Linked DNA regions of Homo sapiens: regions 2 and 3 are each linked to region 1. Evidence: chromatin loops called from intact Hi-C (ENCODE). Cell type or tissue: dorsolateral prefrontal cortex. All regions are shown on one strand.

Region 1 (8,000 bases):
AGGACAAGGGGGTGGGAGAACCTAAGCAAGGCTGTGACCTTAGTTGTGGACCAGATTCAGCCTGGTCCCTGGGGGAAGCCCTGGAGCACACATCCTACCACAGAATTGCTTCCATTTTGAGACAAGGGCAAAAGAGGGGCAGGGCCCTTTGCACCACAGCTGTCAGTCATTGTTGTGGCCGCCATGGTTGGGGATGGGGAGCATAACCTCCTGACCTGAGTGGCTTTCATGTAGCTGAGGGAAATTTTCTGGAAAAGGAGCACGGTATTTGCTGCAAAAACTCATAGCCACTGGGGAATGAAAGCTCTGGCCAGGTAAAGGGATCTGGGCAGGGCATCAACAGCATCCACAGCAAGAGCCTCTGGCATGAGGACAATAATGTGCTAAATCTCCAGGCACCCTGTTTGCCTGGGAATTTTGCTCCTTCCCTACACCTCCTACTCTGGCTAGAACTGCCGAGGTATGCTCAGAAGAGACTTCTGGGTTGATGTTGTGTTTATGCCTTCCTAGAATACGTGACTGGAAAAACAAGCAGACTGGCATCAAGGAATTAGCTATAAATCCAGGTTCGTTCGTTTGTTTGAAGAGAAACAACAAATAGAGGGCCGGGCGCGGTGGCTCAAGCCTGTAAGTCCCAGCACTTTGGGAGGCTGAGGTGGGTGGATCGCTTGAGGCCAGAAGTTTAAGACCAGCCTGGGCAACATGGTGAAACCCTGTCTCTACTAAAAATACAGAAAAGTTAGCCGGGTATGGTGGCGCAGGCCTGTAATCCCAGCTATTCACGAAGCTGAAGAACAAGAATTGCTTGACCCTGGGAGGCAGAGGTTGCAGTGAGCCAAGATCGCGCCACTGCACTCCAGCCAACAGTGAGACTTTGAAAACAAAAAAAAAAAAGAAAGAGAGAGAGAGAGAGAAAGAAAGAAGGAAGAAAGAACGAAAAAGAAAGAGAAAAGAAAAAGAAGAAAGAAAAGAAAGAAAGAAAAAGAAAAGGAAAGAAAAGGAAGAGAGAAGAAAGAAAGAAAGAAAGAAAGAAAGAAAGAAAGAAAGAAAGAAAGAAAGGAAAGAAAGAAAGAAAGAAAGAAAGAAAGAAAGAAAGAAAGAAAGAGAAATAGTGTTCAGGTTGTGGTTACACAGGTCAGGACCAATGAAATTCTGTATTTATCCATGCATTTCAACAGCAACATCCACTCAGAAAAGCCCCCTCACACTGTCATGGGGGAAGAGGCTGCAGACTAGGTCAAATCCATCAGTCTGACATGGCACCAAGCAGATCATAAACCTAAGATGTTAAGGCCTAAATTATCCTTTGCTTGATGATACTTGATTCTCAAAAGTGATTTTTTAATGCTTTGTCTTTAAATGCAGGTATTGTGAATACCTGATCTGATAATTAAAATATTGTCCCCATTGCACCTGTGCACACATAATTTTTATTTTTGTTTCTATTTATTTTATTTTTGAGACCAGGTCTTGTTCTGTCACCCAGACTGCAATGCAGTAACCTGATTATAGCTCACTGTAGCCCCGAACTCCTGGGCTCAAAGGATACTCCTGCCTCAGCCTCTCACGTAGCTGGGACCTGGGACTACAGGCATGTTCCACCACACCTAGCTATTTTTTTTTTTTTTTTTAAAGAGACAGGGTCTCATTATGTTGACCAGTCTGGTCTCAAACTCTTGGCTTCAAGCAATCCTCCCGCCTCAGCCTCCCAAAGTGCTAGAATTGCAAACATGAGCCACAGCTCCCAGCACTTGATTTCTTAAAAGCCAGAAATTTCTTGCTTTTCCCCTCATAAAGATGAATTATCTTTCCTATGGTGAACATACCTTGAAGTCAAATTCAAGTTACGGGGTGTGAAAAAGGACTTTCATGCTTCTAGCTAAAACGTGGAATTCCTGGGATTTCTGGGAGGTGTTGCTGGTCCACGGGGACTCAGCAGGATATTTGAAAGGGAGATTTGCAGTAAGCAGGATAGTGTTCAGTCCTAATCACTGGAACCTGTGTAGACGTAACAAAGGGGAATTTAGGCTGCAAATCAACTGACCTTCAAATAGATTCACCTGGATTATCCAGGTGAGCCTGTTGTAATCACAAGGTTGCTTAAAAGAGCCCCGGCCAGGACCGGTGGCTTACGCCTGTAATCCCGGCACTTTGGGAGGCCGAGGCGGGCAGATCTCCTGAGGTCAGGAGTTCAAGACCAGCCTGCCCAACACGGCGAAGTCCCGTCTCTACTGAAAATACGAAAAATTAGCCAGGAGTGATGACGGGTGCCTGTAATCCCAGCTACTCAGGAGGCTGAGGCAGGACAATCACTTGAACCCGGGAGGCGGAGGTTGCAGTGAGCCAAGATCACGCCACTGCACTCCAGCCTGCGCGACAGAGTGAAACTCTATCTCAAAAAAAAAAAAAAAAAGCCCCAGGAGGAGGCGAGGAGAGAAGGAAGGCACCAGGTGCAAGTTGCTGACACCGAAGCTGGAGGAAGAAGCTCAGAGACAAGCGAAGTGGGGCACCTGTAGCCCAGGGAGTGGGCAAAGAAATGGATTCTCCCCCAGAGCCTCCACAAGGAGTGCAACCTTCCTCGAACTGTGAGTTCACAAATTTGTTGAAGCTGCTCTATTTGTGGTAATTTGTTATATCAGGAATAGGAAATAATATGAGATTGTTCCCGAAATCAGGAAACGCATGGTGCCTATACCTTTTACTAATACCTTTGGTCTAAAATAATTTTTCCTGCTTCCATGTAGGAGCCTAGAAATATTTGGTGGTGGCAGGACAAAGAAGACAGAAGGTGGAGCTTGGCTTGTGAGGTGAGACTTGGGAGAGAGTCAGGAACAAAATGAAAACTGTGTGTGTAGACAGCAGTCAAGGAGCATGAATCAGTTCAAATGCAGGCTGATTCCCTCTGATCAGTGGATCCAAAGAAAGGCAATTTATTAGGCTATTTCATTATTTTCTTTGTTCATTTTCAAATAAATATCTCATATGTTTTAAGCAGCTTGTGTACCACATTTTGTAACTTTTATAATATGCAAATTTTAAAAATTCTTTAAACAAAATGTGGGTGCCTAGAAATAATAAGTAATACAATGTGCAAGTCAAATTTAGTGGTCCAATGGCAATTTTTGAAAAATCTAAATATTATTGTATTAATAAACCTGTAACTTGAGAACCACTGGAAAAGACCACATCGATTATTGTTGAAACAGATTTCCAATATAATTAGATCTTTTATTTAAAAATAAAAACAAGTCTAGAAGCGATTTTGATGACTGCCACCAGAGGGCACTGTAACCTTGTTGTAGACGATCAAAACGCAGCCATTAAACACTTCCAGCCACATGTTTATTTCTTTGAGAAAGCAACACTGCAGGACAAAAATGAACACCAGTAGTATATTTCAACTTTTTTTTCATGTCATTTGCCTAGATATATTTTTTTCTTATTTTTATTTTTATCTTACAAGTCAACCTCAAAAACATAAAGCAGGAGAGAAATGAGCCATGCCTCTTTTTCAGTTTAGAGGGGTAGCTGACACAGGATGAGAGCACAGTAAAACTTAAGCTAAGATTTCCACATTAATATCTTGCCCCCAAACACCATGCAGTGCTAAAAGTCACATTCCCATCATGCAAGCACATTAAAATATATGGCGATTAAAACTCCTGGTTTCTATTTTACGGCATTTGCTCTTTCCACGAGGCACACTTCCCTTTTGGGCTAAAGGTTAAAAAAAAAAAATTCAAATACAATGAAGAATCCATTATTTTCAATGTTTTCTATGTGGTTCTGGGGTCATGTGGGAAAGAACTGAGATGTGCTGAAGAGGCAAGGGAATTGCTTCCTGCCCCACGACACAGAGAAACGTGTGTCTGCTCAATGCCTCATTCAAGGAGACGAGTGGCTTTCTGTGAGGAGAGAAATTATCCCCCTTCCACAGTCCATTTCATACAGGCTGCAAACATTTAGTTTCAGGGACTTTTATTTTCAATTATGTATTACAAAACCCTGGGCAGGGCAGTCATCTCCCAGTTCTAGGATTCAATTTCTCCTGTGAGGTATACAAAAGAAATTGGAAGAGAAATAAATTGGAAAACCACAATTGGATATCATATTCTTGTTAGACTGAAGAAGAAATGCCCCCTAAAACTATGTGGATATGGCAGCTTTTCTGTACTTAACATTACTCATTAAATCATGTATGTGGCTATATCAAAATACTGTCTTTCGGCCAGGTGTGGTGGCTCACACCTGTAATCCCAGCACTCTGGGAGGCAGAGGCAGGCAGATCACCTGAGGTCAGGAGTTTGAAACCAGCCTGGGCAACATGGTAAACCCCGGTCTCTACTAAAAATATAAAAATTAGCCGGGCGTAGTCCCAGCTACTCGGGAGGCTGAGGCAGGAGAATCACTTCAACCAGGGAGGCAGAGGTTGCAGTGAGCTAAAATCGTGCCACTGCACTCCAGCCTGGGCAACAGAGCAAGACTCTGTCTAAAAAAAGAAAAAAAAAAGTATTTCTTACTAAGAGATAATGTACCTATGAATTTAAACATGTCTTAAATTTGAATAGCACTTCTTTTCAAAAGACTTAAAAATATTTTTTCTTTGAATCTGTTTCATCTCTGTGACATTGTTTGTGACTGGAGTGCTACCTGAGTAAATTATCATGATTACATGAAAAGCAATTAAGAGAAGAAGGTCAAAGGACCAACCTCTAATCACTAAGTTTGGTCTCTAACATTTGACAGCACATGCCTCAAAAAGCAAACAAAATAAACACTCTCCATTTCTTTAAATATATGTTTTTCATCCAAGGATCACACAGCACCTCCCAAGTAGTCTAATGTACAGAAAGAAAAGAAAGGAAACACAGCATGATTAGGTGAAACCCCAATCCATAGACAGCCCGCCAGCAGGTTGAGGCAGGACCACTAGGAGGAGACTGTGCTCAAGCACAGAGAGGGCCCTTTAGGTTTCAAATGGAGAATTTAGCCAAACAGCCACCAGGGCCAGCCGTATGCTAAGCCCAGTGCAATGAAACACACGCTCCCAGTCAAACTTCTTGGTTTCCTAGTGGGCTATGTGCCAACAGCAACTTCACAAGGTAACAGGTGAAGCGAGGTGGGGGGCGGAGAGGAGGAAATGGGCAGAGAGCCGCTGGGAGTCCTGAGACTCAAGTTCCTGCTTCATCACTGGGGGCTCCGGGCCAGGCACTTCACTGTAATAATCCACAATCATCTCAGAGCATGGGGCAGCGGGAGGGGGCTGAAAACACACCAATTTGCAAACTACAAAGTGCTGTGTAAATGTAAGGCATGGGTTTCACATTGAAATCTGACTCCAAACACAATCTCTTTCTTACGCTTCCTGGAGTCTTTGTAATCCTATACTTTAGGAGTCTTTCTAGGCCTTTGATCCTATTCTGAGATTTGAGCTGTTGTGGCAAAACTAAGAATTCTTTAAAGCAAAAGACGCCCTTGCAATGCAGGGCTCAGAGTGTCTATTTGCAATATATCAACCAGTGAAGGCATCACATCAGGCTCCGTTCTGGATCTACAGGCTAACAACAGAGGGAAAAGGTCCTCTTCACAACCCCAAAGAGGAGTCCTCTCCAAATCCTAATCTTTAGCAGGTGCCACAGATTTGGATCTACGTGTGCTGAGAGATTCTCCACTTCCTTCCTGAGCAGCCATGGTTTTCTCTCTCATTCCACAGCTCACAGACACTGCAGGACTGGGTATAGGAATTGGCCCTTGGACCCCAGGAAACTACCCCAAATGCATTTCAGAGATGACCCGGTCTCAAGAAATATACTGAAAGTAATCCAGTTTTCCCAATATTCTTTGGACCAGAAAAGTGGCTTGAGGCCAAGAGAGAGAAGCCCATGTCTTCCTACATTAAGTGTCACGGAAAGTGTCACCCACTCTCCCTCTCACTCCTGTCTATCCCCCCACCCACGTCTTAGTGGCCACAGCCTAGGCTGAGAACTCACAGAAGCAGCCCTACTTTCTAGCACAACCTGGTCAAAAGCAAAATAATTTACAGGGGGAAAAACACGAATGAGCAGGCAATGGGGCTCCAGAAAGCCAGGTGCAAAATTGTGAAGTTCAGTTTCCCTTTCACTTTGGGAAGCTCTGCAAAGTAAGCTTTAACTAGCAAAGCAAAAACTTCTAGGCTAATGTTCTTGACTTTGAAAAATAAATTTAAGCCTTGGCTAAGTAATCCCAGGGATCTTTTTTGCCTTAAGTTTCAATGGTACTAAAGGAGTTTACAGTTGAAAGGCTGGGGAAATATGTCTTCACGAAAAGCCAAAGGAAAGCATTCAAAGCTATTCACAAACCCTGCTCAAAAGTGTCTGGAGCTCTTCAATTTAAGAAAAACTGGAAGTCTACAGGCTGGTGTTGCAAACCAAAGAAAAATAGGTGGAAGGGCACTTTATGTCACACTGTTATTTCTGCTATTGTTATTTGTTGTTCCTTCAATACTCTTTACATTGCCAATCCTAAATAATTTCCCTTCTGGTATCTGCTAATCACAGAAAGAATCAGTAATTTCCAGGGGCAAAAGGTTAAAGCACTGCTTTCCTAAACCAGGGCATCAGGGTGCAATCTGAGGATCTGAATGTTCTCTCTGTCAGGTCACCACAGGTCAAACTCATCTTCAGTGGCTTCCCTAGGTGGAGAAGTACCCACATGTTTGCTGGGCCAAACTGACTGGCCTGGCCTCTTATCTTAGAGAAGTTTCTAGCAGTACAACTTGCTTCTTGTTTTTTGTTTTTATTTCTTAATGCTAAGGTTGTTTTTTGTTTGTTTGTTTGTTTACAGAGTATTAAGGCTTCTTAGTAAAGCTTGGGGAACTATTCAACAACTATTTCCATTTTGTTTGCAGATATAATTCAGGTGGTTCCTTCCATTTGAATGTCAAGCCACACTTTGAAGCTATAAAACAAAATAGGTTGTGTGAACAATTTGTTACGGGTAGGCAGGGCCAACATGGGTACTTGGTGGGTTGTGGTTATTCCTATGGTGAGAAATATTCATGGTGATTAGTAAGGGAAGACTTTCATATTGTTTCTCTATAGCTCTCTTTAACACAATGATTTCTAAATTTCTATTAGTCTTTAATGAAAAGATGACATTAGTTGTGTTGCCTTTGGTCTAAGGTTTGCAGGCATAAATGGCACAAAGCTTAAAGTTTATTTAATAGAAAGGATAATCTAAGATGAAAGTCCTTTGCTGGTTAAAAGAGTGACTTACAAGAGATAGAAATCTAAATTTAAGAGCTCATGGGGGTTGGGGTGGGGAAGAAAATGAAAAATTATGAATGCATGCCCCATTTTTTTCCCACAAGATTTCCTGAGCATTCCTCAGACACAGTGCAACATCATAACACCAGTGAATCAATAGTATTTCTATTTTTCTCAAGCAAAAAGTATAGACTCATCAAATATATACTAAGCACAATATATAATAGTATATCATCTTTTAAACACTAGTAATTTGAACTTCTATAAATATATTTAAATAACAAACATAGCTATTCACATAGCACACAAGTGACATATAAACATACAAAAATAAATCCCTCATGTTTAACTCTTTTGTTGCTTCCATGGGTTTTTGTTTTTTTGTTTTTTTGAGTAAAGATATTAAAACAATTCAGATGCCAAAGTCGTCTTGTCAATATTGATCCTGGGAAACCTGGATATAAATTCACACTATGTATAGGGATCACAGCCAAGGACAAGAGCAGTAGACATTCTTTGCGGAACATATTCCTATCTCCTACCATTGAGTAGGAAAGCTCAAAGGAAGTAGAGGTCTCCAATTGTGATGAGATGTTTTCTCTAGCTGTTGTAAGGAAAGGAAACATTAATCAGATCCCCTAACCTGCATAAAGTGTGAAAACACCAAGCTGTCCTTTGAATGAGTGGAATATGGAACACGCCTCCTCCTTCAGCTCTCCCACATGCCACTGTCTATGAAGCATTTCTCATCACATG
Region 2 (8,000 bases), 350 kb after region 1:
ATTTACGTAGGACCCCACTAACCAGCACAGAGATGGGGGCACACTCCCTATTTTAGGTGATATGTGAAAACTTTCTGTGCAAACACAAACAGCTCCCATCAGAGGCCAATATTATATAGCCACTATGGGGAGGTAAACTCAACCAAGAGAAGCCGAATTCCTGTTTTTACCCTGAAGAGTAACTATTCAGTGGTTTGCTGAATACATCAGGGCATGAGTGTTTCTGGCTAAATAATACCTGCATGGAATTACATGTTGCAATTTTAGGAATAACGGAATTAGGTAAATAGGAAAAACAAATTATACATTAAAAAAGTTTACTGAATAGCTGATTAATTACTATGCAGCCAATTTTATTCACATCTTACAGGTGCGCTTCTCACTGGACAATTAACACCTGACCATGGCTGTCCACAGAGGAAATTGCAAACTGGTCCATAGATATGTTTTGTTTGGTCTACGTCAAAAAAAAAAAAGCTATAGACAATTTTGTGAACACTGGGAAATGTCACATAGAAACCCAGATTTACAGCTTCATTTGACAAGAACAAAAAAATGACAAAAATCAGAAGCTCTGGAAACTTCACATCCACAATCAGCAGAAACCAGACAACACATGGCTTTGGGTTTGCCACAGTCTCCACCACTCCCTACTGTCACGCCCCCACACTGCAACTTCTGACATTGCCTCCTGGCCCCTATAGGCAACCGTGTTTGCAATTCCTGTTACAAGTCTCAGTGTGATTCCTGTTACAAGTCTCAGGGCCATTCCTGGTCTTTGGTGTTCACTTCTGCAGTGTCTTTTTTATTCTGGACTCTCATGGGTTTTGCCAAAAGTACAGGTTCAAATTCCATCTACACTGATTCAACGTTCACAACGCCCACCTACTAAGACAAAAGAGCTTTTTGCTTTGAAATGCAACATGTTTGTGACTCAGTATTGCTCTTTTCTGATTTTTCTTTCCCTCACTTCTCATCTCCATGCTTTGTTCAAAGCCAAAACCTGAGTGCTAAGTGAGGAAGCTCAACTATTTTCTCGCAATGGAGGGGAGGGGGTTACATTCTGCTCCCCTATTCGAGTCAGGTCTGGAAATTCCACATGAAAGCTAAACAGGTCCTTTCGGACCCATGAAACATGCCCCTTCTGTGTGTTCCTGGGCTGAGCACTCACAGGGACAGGACGGAAGGATGCCCTGGGCCTGGGGTTTAACAGGTGGCTAAGAGCCCGAGGGGATACCAGCTTTAACTCTTCCCTCCCTATTCTGCAGAAAGGACACTTACAAGCCAAGGTTCATTACTCATCTACTTAAATATGTCACCACTGTCCTTACTGGAAACATTGTCTTTCTTAATCAGTTATTATGTATTAGCAAAAAACTGTGGACAGGCATTATGAGGAAGAGTCTGGCTTATGTCACCTATTTCCATAGAGTCCACATGAGTGGTGTAGACCCCTGATTCTCCCATTTTATCCTGTACCAGAATTCCCTGAGGAGTCTGTTAGCTTCCTGGATCCCACCCCCAGAGTTTCTGATTCTGCAGGTCTGGGGTGAGGCCCAGGAATTTACATGTCTATGTTCCCAGGTGAGGCTGGTGTTGAAGAAGTGAGTTCAAGAACAATGGTGACAGGATGTTGAGACGCCCCGCATGTATGTGCCTGGGAAACGGTCTCTTGAAAAGCTTGGTTTAAACACTCATTAAGTTTCTCTATTCCACGGTGCCAATCTCTACCGGGTTTTTTTAATGTGGGGGGTTCTTTTGGTAGACACAGGGTCTCACTATGTTGCCCAAGTTGATCTCGAACTCCTGGGCTCAAGCCATCCTCCTGTCTCAGCCTCCCGAAGTGCTGGGATCATAGGCGTGAGCCACTATGCCCGGCCTGTCCATCTCTGATTTGATCCAAGTAAGAATGAAGAATTTCTCCAGCTCCAGGAAGGGTTTTTCTTTAATCAGCTTTATGTAAAATTCTTCAAATTGGCCTGGGGTGCTTAGAATCAAACCACTTCAAACCATGTGTCTCCAGGCATCTTAATAGCAAAGAGTATTTATGTTTTTTTAAATACTTATTAGTAACAATTTAAGGCTTTAGTGTACAGAGTCGTTTCCTAAATGCCACCCACAGTTGTGTCATCTGCTCATGGTTAGTTTAAGACTCCAGTTGGTATCTCTGTTAAGATGGTGCTGACAACTTTAACAGGTGTTACATGAAGTCTGATCCACCCTACATATTAAGCTAGTTTTCCTCTATTTCAAAGATCATATTCCAACTAGTATTTTGACTTGATTCTCCTGAAGACAATGTAATATAAAATTACTGTGAGAACATGCAAAATTGTTCAATTAATGCATATGTAAGTAAAATTAGAAACACACACACACACACACACACACACACACACATCCACTCCCAATCCCAAAGCACTGAATTTCCCCTTTCCACAAATCTCTGAAAATAGGAAATAGAATGCTTCCTTTCACTAAAAGGTTATCCTCAGGAAAGCATGATTCAGATTATCATAATCGCCGCCTTTTCTGATAGAAAGCACGTAGGGGTTTTCCTCTGATGGAGCTGACAGACTGTCTCCTTTTGGGGGACTCACAGCTGGGTGTGAGCAAGGGGTTAAGGCTTCCAGGTTATTTTATTATCAGCCTCCCTCCTTAAGTTCCCTCTCCCACTCCCTCCCCTCTATGGAGAAGTGATATATTATGTGTTTAAAACTGCCCAGCTCTTGTTGAAAATTTCTCAAAATGCCATCTATTCCACCAAAAGTATGGGAGCTATAGTTTCTAAAGCAAACATTAGGATAGTCTTTCAGTAGGGCAAAATATTTTAAGTCAGATACACCAGTTTCTTTACTCAAATACTTTAAAAGTTTTCACATAGAAAGCTTTCTAATTTCTACATCTTATTGATTCGCATTCTAAGGAACTGCTTTGCTTTAATAAACAACCATATTTGCCCTTCTGATCCCAGGTTTAAAAATGTTCAATCAGCCATTTGATGTCAAAGAAAACAAAGTAGGCTAAGTCCAATTTCACAAAAACTCTATTCATAGATGAATAAACAGCTTCAGAAACTAGCCGCAGCAAAAAGTGCCAGAAAATAACAATGATGTGAACAAGGCAGAAAGACAGAGGGCGCTCTCTATTCTAAATGACCATCATACTTGGCCAGAGAGGAGCCAGGGGCAGAGGAGAGCATCTACCTTAGCCCTGGCAGGAGGGGAAAGAATGAGCAGACATCCCAACTTCAAATATAATGTTTACATTACTGAGATTGGAAGCTGTCAATGACCCAACTGTAACTAGAACTTGGCTTCACAAAGGCTGAAACTGCCAACACCTGAATCCAAGACACCATCGCCTCCAGAATACTGCAATGCCTTCCAGCTGGATTTCCTGAATTCATTTCTGCTCAAAAACCCTGACTGATCTTTCAACACACAGATCAAATACTGTCACTCTCTGCTTTCCACCGTAACTATTAAAAAATAAAAATAAAAAATTGCACCTCCCTGACCACGACTTGTAAGAACCTACATGATCTGGCCTCTGTGTGTCTCTCTCACCTGCTCTTCACCCATCACCCCCACCCTCGCTCTCATGACCCCACCACAACTTCCTTTTCTCAAACTCTCCAAGCCGGTTCGCACCTCAGGGCCTTTGCATGAGTTATTCCCTCTCCTAGAATGCCCTTCTCCCTAATTTTCTGATGGCTGGTTCCTTCCTACCATTCATGCCTAAATGTCACCTCTGAAAGGCTTTCTGATGACGTCATCCAAAGGAGTCCCCCACCCAGTCCCTCTCCTTCACCTCTCTGCTTTATTTTCTGATTTATGCTTATCAGTAGAAATTTTCTTATCATCTGTTTTGTGGTTGGTGGTGGCGTTTGTCACCCACACATCTACCACACTAAAGCCGGGACTATGGATTCCCAGCACTTAGAACAATACCTAAAACCGAGAAGATTCCCCTAAGAACAGGGGGAAAGCGTCCAAGGAAACAATGAGAAGACCGAAGACGGACTTGATTTAACTTACCTCCTGTATAACAACAAAAGGGTGAATGGAATTGTCATAAATTATTAATAAGCACATGAAGGGTGACAATCAGCCACAACAATATTAAACATTTAAATAAAAATATCCCAATTACACCACCAGTTAACTTGAGTTATTATTGATCATGAATAATAAGTGGGTAAACACATACGCCATACGTTATGCAAGGGGCTTTCCCTGTATTTCCTCTTTTAATTCCACACATATGCCATACGTTATGCAAAGGGCTTTCCCTATATTTCTTCTTTTTTTTTTTTTGAGATGGAGTTTTGCTCTTGTCGCCCAGGTTGGAGTGCAGTGGCACGATCTCAGCTCACTGCAACCTCTGCCTCCCGGGTTCAAGAGATTCTCCTGCCTCAGTCTCCTGAGTAGCTGGGATTACAGGTGCCCACCACCATGCCCAGCTAATTTTTTTTTTTTTTTTTTAGTAGAGACGGGGTTTCACCATGTTGGCCAGGCTGGTCTCAAACTCCTGACCTCAGGTGATCCACCCACCTCGGCCTCCCAAAGTGCTGGGATTACAGGCGTGAGCCACCACACCCAGCCTCCCACACTTGTTGGTTAGGAAGGAACTAGAAGGCACCACCTGGATAGAGCAGAAACCAGGGACGGGACAGGACCACAGAACAGAAGCCTGTGAGGCCTGGTCCCAGCTCCTCACCTCTGGACCTTGGACAATTCATTTCACTTCCAAAAGCCTCCTCCATGCTGCTCATCTGCAGTGGAAACTGCCTTCCTGTGCATCTCCAGGCTTCAGAAGAGTCAAATGAGAACAAATGCAGAAGTGCCCTCAGAGCTCATGAAAATAACATCTGATTTTTTCACTTAAAGCTTACATAATGGGTAAGCCAGTGATGACACGCCAGAAATAGCATAAATGAGAGGAAAGAGAGAAAGCAAGGCAAGAACGCTCAGGTCCGGGAGCTAGAAGACAACACGCTGGGTGAAAAGAGAGGCAGTGACACAGGCATGGGGACACAGACGGGAGGGCCCCTCTCGCTTCCTCACAATAAGGGGAATGCACGAAGGAGCCGGAGCAGGAGTTGTCACTTGCCAATCTCCATGGATAAAGGATGGAGCTACCCCAGTCTCAGCGCAACTCATATATTTGTGCCAAGTTTTTAGAACTGCCATGGTTATTTATTCCTGAAATGACATTTGGTGTCATTTCCCATCAACAATAAAATCTCCACCAAAAGTCAGTTAAGTGTGGTAAACCCCGTGTGGTCACCAACTATAGGATAGTGTGACTAGCCAAAAGCCCATCTCATCCTCCTAGGTCCTACTGAGGATCCTGAGAACAAACTTCAACCACAGTGACCACTGACCACCCCACAACTCCCTTCTTACTACTTGTGTTAAAGATTTTTTTTTAAAGGGGGGCAGGGGTTGGTCCTGAGCATGGTGGCTCCCATCTGTAATTCCAACACTTTGGGAGACCGAGCCGGGAGGATCACTGCAGACCAGGAGTTCCAGACCAGCCTGGGCAATACCACAAGACCCATCTCTACAAAGATTTTTTTTTTAATTAGCCAGGTGTAGTGGCATGTGCCTGTGGTCCCAGCTACTTGGGAGGATGACACAGGATGATCACTCAAGCCTCAAGCCCTGGAGTTTGAGGCTAAAATGAGCTATGATCGTACCACTGCTTTCTAACCTGGGCAAGAGAGCAAGACCCTGCCTCTTATTTAAAAAAAAAAAAAAGGCTGTTATAAGAACTCTTCAAGGAATAAGGAAGAAATCTCAAGGGAAATGTCTCACTTATTTTGCTAAGAATTGCCTGATGCTGTTGCTAGGTGGTGCTTATAAATATAAGCACACACCGTAAGACTGGTTTTTTACTTTAATTAGTGGCAAAGACAAGCCTTCTCAAATTAAGTGTCATCATTCCAGAATGTAAATAAAACAGCTGGAGTACATACCAGACCAGATAGCCCAATACTACAATAGCAGGACTCTAGCAAAGTTTGAAAACACATTTGCAGCTACGTGCTAGAACAGTGCTTCTCTAATTGTGATGGGTGCACGAATCGCCAGGGGATCTTATTAAAATGCAGATTCTGATTCGGCAGGCCCAAGCTTCTGCATCTCTAACAAGCTCCCAGGTGATGCTGAAGTTGCTGGTCACAGACCAGGTACCAGACAGGGGCCAACAGTTGACAGCAAAAACCATCCTATGCCATGCTCACTGCAAGCCCAGGTACTATTTTTTAAAAGTGAGGAAATATGGCTCAAACTAATTTACCCAAGGAAAGCTCACGAAATTTGCAAGAGGCATTTATCACTCCGCTAATCAAGAACCTTCCTGATCAGCTGCAAGTTCTGCCCCGGATCCTCTGACCAGCTGGTAAACGGCAGAGAAATCTCTTTGACACTGACAGGTGCCCCTGGATGATAAGAATACACCTTATGAAAGACTTCACTGCTCAGAGAAAACAGTTTGTGTCCTGGAGCTATAGGAAAAAGGAAGAGAGAAAGCAATAAAAACAAGGAGTAGAAATGTATGGAGAGCTTACATAAGATCACACAGTCAAAAGCAGAACTGGGATACAAACTGAGTCCGGCTCCAGAGCCCATGCTCTGAACCATTCAGCTCCACCCCCTGGTACAAGTAATCAAAGTGACAAAGTGATGGAGTACAGGAGAGCCCCAAGGAGACCACAACTACTAATTAGGGGACCCTGAGCAAATTCTCTCTCTGCTTCAGTTTCTTTAATATGGGCTGGAAATTATTCAAACACCTCACTGGGTTTTCTAAGGATGAAATCAAAGAGGCTGGACAGGTGCAATGTCTCACATTTGTAATCCCAGCACTCTGGGAGGCCGAGGTGGGAGGATCACTTGAGCTCAGGACAAGATCAGCCTGGGCAACAGAGTGAGACCCCATCTCTGTATTAAAAAATAATAAGTAAAGAAGTTTTATAATGAGAGAGCCTAAATAAACACTTAGAACAGCGTCTGCCAAGATAATAAGTGCATCAATCAATGTTTTTCTGTTATTAAGAGAATTTTATCACTGGAGTGCAGGAGAGTGAATGGAACCAAGGAGAGGGTGGAATGAAGAGCTTTTCTGAACTATGGCCAAATGGTAGACCTACGGCTGCTAAAACAAAAAGGCCTCCCTTTCCCAGGGACCACAGAGACTAAAAGAGAAGGTATAACCTAAACTGGAATCAAGGTAACAGAAAGAACTGCCTCTGTCTGGACGGTGGCAGGAAGGGCCTAACAGTGCAAGGTAGTACATTGCAGTTGACCTGTGATGTATCAGATCTCTGTAGTTAACTTGGAAATTCCAGACTTTCCATGGCCAAATAGTCAAGCACCTTAAGACTGCTATGTGTCATAAACAAATAGACACGACAGGGAAAGAGCAAGTCCCGTGGCTTAGACCTTGAGCAAGAAAGCCCCCTTTTCTCTTGGTTGGTGATGGGGACTGCTACCAACACTAGCAGCACCAGAAGCTGGCCAGAGAGACTTCTGTCCTGGGACCAAAGGTGGGTTTTAGAGATGTGCTGACTCAACTACACAATTTTATTATTATTATTATTTTTTTTTTTTTTTTTTTGAGACAGAGTCTCACTCTGTCGCCTAGGCTGGAGTGCAGTGGCACGATCTCGGCTCACTGCAGCCTCCGCCTCCCGGGTTCATGCCATTCTCCTGCCTCAGCCTCCCGAGTAGCTGGGACTACAGGCGCCCACCACCACACCCGGCTAATTTTTTTTGTATTTTTTAGTAGAGATGGGGTTTCACCATGTTGGTCAGGATGGTCTCGATCTCCTGACCTTGTGATCCGCCCACCTCGGCCTCCCAAAGTGCTGGGATTACAGGCGTGAGCCACCGCGCCTGGCCAACTACACAATTGTTGAGAGCCTACCCACTCGAGGCTGATCAACAGCCAAGGCTAGGACAGTTCTGCTGGGACAACCAGTCCCACGTCTT
Region 3 (8,000 bases), 210 kb after region 1:
GACATGTACATATGAATACGGTTAGTTAAATGTTACCTCAAATGCTAAATTTTTTTTTTACTTTTATTTTATTTTATTTTATTTTTTTGAGATGGAGTCTCACTCTGTCTCCGTCGCCCAGGCTGGAGTGCAGTGTCCTGATCTTGGCTCACTGCAAGCTCCGCCTCCCAGGTTCATGCCATTCTCCTGCCTCAGCCTCCCGAGTAGCTGGGACTACAGGCGCCCACCCCCACGCCCAGCTAATTTTTTTGTGTTTTTAGTAGAGACAGGGTTTCACCGTGTTAGCCAGAATGGTCTCGGTCTCCTGACCTCATGATCCACCCACCTCAGCCTCCCAAAGTGCTGGGATTACAGGCGTGAGCCACCGCGCCTGGCCAATAATTTTTAGAAGTATCACCAATGTTTAGTTGAATATTATCTTAGCCTTAAATCAAAACTTATGCATTATAAATTAGAGTCTGACTATTTCATTTGTTTTCCTAGTGTGGTCATGCCTAAGCATTTATACATTAAAATACTGTAGATATTATTTTATTACTAAATGACTTTTATTTCTCCTATATATATAAATACACACACACACGCACACATATATATATATATATTTCTTTTTTTTGAGGCAGAGTTTTGCTCTTGTTGCCCAGGCTGCAGTGCAATGGCATGGTCTCAGCTCACTGCAACCTCCACCTTTGGGGTTCAAGCAATTCTCCTGCCTCAGCCTCCCAAGTAGCTGGGATTACAGGTGCCCGCCACCACGCCCGGCTAATTTTTGTATTTTTAGTAAATTGGGGGATTCACCATGTTGGCCAGGCTGGTGTTGAACTCCTGACCTCAGGTAATCCATCTGCTTCGGCCTCCCAAAGCGCTGGGATTACAGGCGTGAGCCACCGTGCCCAGCCTGTCCTTGTATTTTATTCAGAGCAGTAAGAGCTAATGGATATAGAATGCATATTATGTGCCAGACACATTCTAAAAGCTGTGCATATTGCTTACCTATCTTCTCAATAACTCTATGAGGCAGGTACTATTGTTACCCCCTTTTCAGAGATGAGAAAAGTAAGGCACAGAGAGGTCACTTGCCTGAGATCCTATGGGTAGTAAACGGCAGAGGCTGGATTCAAACCTGGCCAGGCCGGCTCCAGGCCTCGTGCTTTCAGCCAAATTACTATATCTCACTATATTGTTGTTGTTGTTGTTTGGTTTGTATGTCGGCAGATTATATTATTTATGAATTTTATTTCAAAATAGTAAAGAGGGTGTTTCAAAATATATTTGATGATGGAAAGGGAAGCACTGAGAACCATTGGCTGAAAATTGACGCTAACATGAAGGAGCAGGAAGTGAGAATTAAAACGTAAGGGCAGCTGAGGGCTAGGCTGAGACTCACCCCAGTGTTCAGCTCAGGAGTATGAAAGTGAGTTGCGTAGGATGCCAGCCTCCTTGAAGAAAAAGCATTCTGAACATCACGTATTTTGCTAACATTCTATCATTCCTCTATGCAGAAATATTCTTTTTGTTAAAAGGAACAAGATTCTCAAAGGCAAGGACTTTCTTTTCTTTTAAACTTTAAACCTCCAGGTGCAAAGTATGTATGGCACGTTATGGCCAAGGAATGTTGTTTGAATTCGTTATATTTTCCAAAATTAAAGACTAGAGTACAAATTTTAGTCTTTCCTCCTCTGTGTTCCTCTATGTTTTGCCCCTCATACACTTATTAGGAAAAACAACAGCTCCATTCTGATATCACTGGGTTATTGTATCAGCCTAATGTATCTCTATTCCCAAGAATGCCAAAGTTTAAAAGAGTCACTTTCTGTTTCAGTAAATGAGATAGTAACTGGAGCAATTTTAGCATGGATTGTTGCATAACATTGACCTGTTGGCTAATAAATCCCAGAGAGTGTGCAATACTGTTGGGTAAGATCCTTGTTTTACCATTTCTGAATCAAGCCTTACTCGGAGATGATCAGAAGACCACCCCCATGTCAGGGGTGCGCAATATCTGGACTGTTTTTACCTCCCTTGGTCTTGAGGATATCACTGAGCTAAGATTCTGCTGGTGATGTAAAGACCCAACCAACACCTATGAGCCCTGAGTCAGGCTGTAATTTGTTAGTGAAGCAGCCTTTTGGCCAGCAGGGATCTCATCTGTCACTCATACAGGCTTCTCCTAGTGTATCCCTTCTTACAACATGTAGTGCGGTTCTGCTAAGCACTCTCTCCCCAGCATCTACGTTTCCAGACAAGATTGTGCTTGTTGTAGACTGGCACTCCCAGGGAACCATCAAGTGAGCGTGCACATTGACAGGGCCTAAGAAGAGGATCAGCTTCCCTGCACCTTCTAGACCACAAATGCCACCAGCCAGGCACTTCAGGAACCTGCAAACATGAATCATCCTTTAGGCACGGTAAGAAGAGACTTGCACAAACTGGATGATCAAAGAATCGGAAACAGGTAAATGAAGTAGGTGCTGAAAATATTTTCAAGTACGTATCTGGAATGGCGTTTCCAGTATAGATGATTTGTCAGATTTTCAAGATGTTACTAGCAGCTAGGGTTAGTTTAACAGGAAGTCAAAGTGTTATAGATCAAAGATTCATCAAAAAGTAAAGAGGAATTATTCACAGCTCCTTCAATTTCTACAGTTCCAGCAATTTACTATATTGTAAATTGAGGTATTTCCATGATTATAATTCCACCTACACTGTAAACTGCTAGAAGTGAGAGTCAGTATCTTGTTCATAAGGTATCTCACAATGCATAGCACATAGTAGGCACTTCATAAATATTATTGAAACGGTAAAGATGGAAGAAGTGAAAAAGATGTAAATGGATATGTATTAATTTCCTATTGCTCTTCCAACAAATTACTGCAAACTTAGTGGCTTCAAACAGGCATCCCCAACCTCTGGGCCACGAACCGGTATTGGTCCCTGGCCTGTTAGAACAGGGTGTCACAGCAGGAGGCGAGCAGCGGGTGAGCCAGCGAAGTTTCATCTGTATTTACAGCCGCTTCCCATCGCTGGCATTACCACCTCAGCTCCACCTCCTGTCAGATCAGTGGCGGCATTCGATTCTCATAGGTTCAAGAACCCTATTGTGAACTGCGCATGTGAGGGATCCAGGTTGCACGCTCCTTATGAGAATCTGATGCCTGATGATCTGTCGCTGTCTCCCATCACCCCCAGATGGGACTATCTAGTTGCACGAAAACAAGCTCGTGGCTCCCACTGATTCTACTTTATGGCAAGTTGTATAATTATCTCATTATATATTATAATGTAACAATAATAGAAATAAAGTGCACAATAAATGTAATGAGACCGACCTTCCCAAAACCATCTCCTCCACCCTCGTCTGTGGAAAAATAGTCTTCCACGAAATTAGTTGCTGATGCCAAAAAGGTTGGGAACCAATGGCTTAAAACATCACAGATTTATTATTTTACCATTCTGGAAGTCAAAGTCTAAAATGGGCTGGCAAGGCTGTGCTCCTGGAGGTAGCAGGAGAGAATCCATTTCCTTGTTTTTTCCAGTTTCTAGAAGCTACCCGCACGCATGCCATGGCCGATGGCACCGTATCACTCCGGTCTCTGCTTCCATTGCCTGTCACATCTCCTCCTGTGACCCTGATGTTCCCACCTCCCTCTTACAGGGACCCTTGTGAGTACACTGGACCCACTGGGATAGGCCAGGATAGTCTCTCCATCTGCAACATCCCTTTTGCCATGTAAAATAACATCGTCACAGGTTCTAGAATGTGGACATCTTCCCAGGGTGGTAGAGGGGGGCATTATTCGGCCTACAAGCACTCTACCAGGGCAGACTTTCTCCCCTTACCTAATTCTAATAGTTCATAATACTTACCTGCTTGGACAGTCCATGAGTAGCTGGATATCGTCAAGCCCCAGAATGTAAGACAAGATAATGTTTCCAAATCCCTAGCTCAGTTCATATCAATGGAGTCAAAGCAGAGGAGACACTAGATTTTTCCAGATCCTTTACTTTCCTCACAAATAAATCACCAAGATGTATCACCATAACTATCTAATATTTCTCAGACTCCTCTCCTTCTTCCCATCCTGCCGCCTCACTTCACCTTCAGGCCTCATTTTTGGCAGAATTGCAATAGCATCCTGGGTAGTTTCCCCACCTCCAAGTGAATTTCCCCCACCCCTCCCTCCAAGAGGCTGTGCAATCTCTTTAAAAAGCAAATCTATCACTCCCTGGGAGCCAAGCACAGCACCGTTAGAAATATTTGCTGAAACATTTATTGAACAGAATTGGTGATAATAGACACTGATTTGAAAAAAAACGGATCCTATTATCTTTGATCTACTTCAGTTCTCGTTTGTGAGGGACTATTTTGATTGGACTTCACCCACTACCTGTGGGTAGTTTTGTAAGAAAGCCCATTTATCTGGCAAATTAATTCATGTATAATACACATGAATCATATTTATAATAATAGCTTTCTAAGATTAAAAGGCACATCACAGAGGAAATACATGAACTCCTCAGCCTGGACTAAACCGATCACTGCCACCAAGTGGCAAATGTTATCATTGGAGCCCGGAAGCACAAGGACACAACAGTTTCTTCCATTCATTTGTTCTGTTCCAGCCTCCGATGCATAAGGAACGCTATGGAATGTATCCAAGACCCACATCAGAACAGCAAGGAGCTGAGGTTTAGAGGAGTAATTAACAGGATTTTTATATCTAAGCAGGAAAAATGAAGTAAAAATACTTGTGAGCTTCACCATAGAAATTCGTTATTTTTTCCTTCTGCTTCTTTCCATTTCAACTTTACAGACACAGTGTTGCCTTGTTTATTGACAGTCAAAGGGGTATGACATTTGGGAAGGTCATTTTCAAAGTAACTCAAGATGATGTCTTTAAGAACTAAAACATATTTTTAAAATTTAACCACATATAACGGGCATGTATAGATGCCTCCCTGACACAGGAGTTTGAACAAAATGATGTGCTGTCTGTCTTGGTGCAGCCTGAAAGGCCAGTAGCTGCCAAGAAGGATAACTTATTTGGTGTCAGAGTGTAAACTCACCACAGTCCAGGGGCAGGCCCATCCTTGCAGGCACAGAAACTCTATTTTGTCTCTGCCTTGGGATTTTCTGTCCACAGGGATGCCGACTTAGCCTAATCAAGTCACACACAAAAACCAGAAAGCAATGTACATATTTGTTTCAGATAGCAAATATAGCACATCATATATTGACATTAGTTTGACTGCTGTTTTCTGTGCCTGTATCAGGCGTTGGGGTTAGGGATAGAAGTAAAGAGGAGGGGGAATCGGAGATGTCCATGTCAGAGAGAAGTAGAGAGCTGGGTTGCACAATTCATTCTGATGCCATTTCTGCTCTTGTTCTAGTTTATGTGGCTTAGCAATATGCCTCCTTTTTCTGGGTAATTAACATGAGTCTCTGTTCCTTACAAACCAGAGGATGAGCTTAAAAGATTGTTAAACACGTAATTATCTCTAATTATGCCGAGTATAAACAAACGGCTCTTACGATGTTTCCATCTGTAAAACTGATATGCCGATTCTTGCTTAAGACTTAGAGGTCTTGTTTGAGAAACTCTACGTGACTCTGATTCTCATATCCTAATTCCTACTTTACATCAGACACTTCTTCTGACATTTAAAAAGACAGGCTGGAAACTGTCATTCTTGAAGAAATAGCTGTAGAATAGCCTCTCTAAGCTACTTGGGAATACCAGAATACCAGAACAGCAGTTCTTTACAAACTGCTAATATACACCTTATAAAATACTGACCGAACTAATGGTCATAGCATCATAATGGTAACATCATTCATTTTCCCTTTTACACAGGTCCTGCCTATTATCTTTTGTGTCTTTGCTACTCTCTTGTTTGGACTTACTTAGGATTTTTAATTGTTTATAATAATATTGTGGTATATTCAAATTGTAATACTTGCTAAAAATGCAAGTTGTCAATTCCTTTTGAGACACAGCTAGTAATTCAGGAAATTTCTGAAGCACAAAAAGTTCACCTATGACCTTTCCATGATTATGCAATTACAGCCTCAATATGTGCTAAATATGGGTTGTCAAGAAGCCAGGAAATCCAGGTAGCAGCAAAGATTGAAATGAGCTAAAATGTAGCTGCGACTTTTTTTTTTTTTTTGACATGACATCTCTTACTCAAATAAGGGGGAAGATTTTTATAAGTTAATGATAATTGAAATAAAAATTGAGAGTCAGAACCAAACTAGTCAAGTTCATGGTTCATGCAGGCTGCATCAGCCAGACAGCAGAGAAGAAAGAGAAGGCCATACCCCGAAAGGGACTGGAGCCTGGAACGCCCCGCCCCCTGCACCCCCTACAAGTATGGCCAAAAAAACCACAAAAAACAAAAAACAAAAAAAACCCAGGACTTAAAGTAATTTAACTCTCAGTTAACTGTCAGTAATTGCTGAACAGCTGTGGTGGCTCATGCCTGTAATCCAAGCACTTTGGAAGGCCGAGGCAAGAGGATCACTTGAGGGCAGGTGTTCAAGACCAGCCTGGGCAACATAGCGAGACCTTGTCTCTACAATAATTTTAAAAATGAGCGAGTCATGGTGGTGAGCACCTGTATTCCCAGCTACTCAGGGGGCTGAGGTGGGAGTATCGCTTGAGCCCAGGAGTTCAAGGCTGCAGTGAACTATGATCATGCCACTGCACTCCAGCCTGGGCGACAGGGCGAGACTCAGTCTTTAATGAAGTCTCACTTAGAAAAGTTCCTCCCACTTAAATGTAAGACCTCAAATTATAAAAATCCTAGAAGAAAACCTAGGAAATATTCTTTTCAATATCAGCCTCGCCAAAGAATTTATATAGCTAAGTCCTCAAAACCGATTACAACAAAAACAAAAATTGCGAAGTGGGACCTAATTAAAATAAAGAGCTTCCGCACAGCAAGAGAAACTATCAAAGGAGTAAACAGACAACCTACAGAATGGTAGAAAGTATTTGCAAACTATGCATCCAACAAAGATCTAACATCCAGAATCTATAAGGAACTTAAATTAACAAGCAAAAAACAAATAACTCCATTAAAAAGTGAGCAAAGAACATGGACACCTCTCAAAAGAAGACATACATGTGGCCAACATAGGAAAAAACACTCACCATCACTAATTGTCAGAGAAATACAAATCAAAACCACCATGAGGCCGGGCACAGTGGCTCATGCCTGTGATCCCAGCACTTTGGGAGGCTGAGGGGGGCGGATCACTTGAGGTCAGGAGTTCGAGACCAGCCTGGCCAACATGGTGAAACCCCATCTCTACTAAAAGTACAAAAATTTAGCCCAGCGTGGTAGCATGCACCTGCAATCCCAGCTACCGGGGAGGCTGAGGCAGGAAAATCACTTGAACCTGGAAGGCAGGGGTTGCAGTTAGCCGAGATCATGCCACTGCACTCCAGCCTAGGTGACAGAGCAAGACCCCGTCTCAAAAACAAAAACAAAACAAAACAAAAACACAATGCGATACCATATCATACCAGTCAGAAATGTCTTTGTTAAAAAGCTATTTTGTTAGAAGACAAGAGATGCTGGTGAGGCTGCAGAGAAAGGGGGAAACTTACACACTGTTGGTGGGAATGTCAATTTGTCCAGCCACTGTGAAGAGCAGTTGGGAGATTTCTCAAAGAACTAAGAATTCGTGGCTCTGCCTAGGTAGTAGCCATTTTTTTATTTCTTTACTTCTCTAATAAACTTGCTTACACTTAAAAAAAAAAGAGAGAACTAAGAATTGAACTACCGTTTGACAGAAATCCCATTACTGGCTATTTACCCAAATAAAATCAAGTCATCCTACCAAAAGGACACATGCACCCATATGTTCATCACAGCACCATTCACAATGACAAAAACGTGGAATCAACCCAGTGCCCATCAACAGTGGAATGGATTTTTAAAAACCTATGGAATACTATACAGCCTTACAAAAGAACACCATGGAATACCAT

What was found. Peaks named below come from ENCODE experiments on the same cell type or tissue, not always from the same donor. Only the 100,000 strongest peaks of a DNase experiment are listed, where the experiment ranks them.
Region 2: it touches region 1 in a loop (3.0-fold over the local background); 20 of 110 quality-filtered maps call a loop at or near these places.
Region 3: a loop joins it to region 1, with 4 times the contacts of the local background. A loop is called at or near these places in 65 of 110 quality-filtered maps.

Annotation. Positions count from the first base shown.
Region 1 is chr6:154,151,289-154,159,288 of GRCh38, forward strand. IPCEF1 (interaction protein for cytohesin exchange factors 1) reads right to left here. Exons shown (of 12, transcript NM_001130700.2): 12 at 3,208-8,000. It also overlaps a transcript of OPRM1 not described here. Among named protein-coding and RNA genes, the nearest start is that of OPRM1, 120 kb to the left of the region's middle. In dorsolateral prefrontal cortex, CTCF peaks have their summits at 3,284 (motif pointing right), 3,490 and 4,921; DNase peaks (open chromatin) are centred at 3,293 and 5,043; H3K4me3 peaks cover 492 bases; H3K27ac peaks cover 3,209 bases.
Region 2 is chr6:154,497,890-154,505,889 of GRCh38, forward strand. All of the region lies in intron 1 of CNKSR3 (CNKSR family member 3), which reads right to left. Among named protein-coding and RNA genes, the nearest start is that of CNKSR3, 8.8 kb to the right of the region's middle. In dorsolateral prefrontal cortex, CTCF peaks have their summits at 3,119 and 3,320; a DNase peak (open chromatin) is centred at 3,141; H3K4me3 peaks cover 589 bases; H3K27ac peaks cover 3,873 bases.
Region 3 is chr6:154,366,179-154,374,178 of GRCh38, forward strand. It overlaps LOC105378067 (a long non-coding RNA gene), which reads right to left and starts at 6,535. Exons shown (of 3, transcript XR_007059823.1): 1 at 5,068-6,535. In dorsolateral prefrontal cortex, a CTCF peak has its summit at 4,570 (motif pointing left); a DNase peak (open chromatin) is centred at 4,563; H3K4me3 peaks cover 407 bases; H3K27ac peaks cover 582 bases.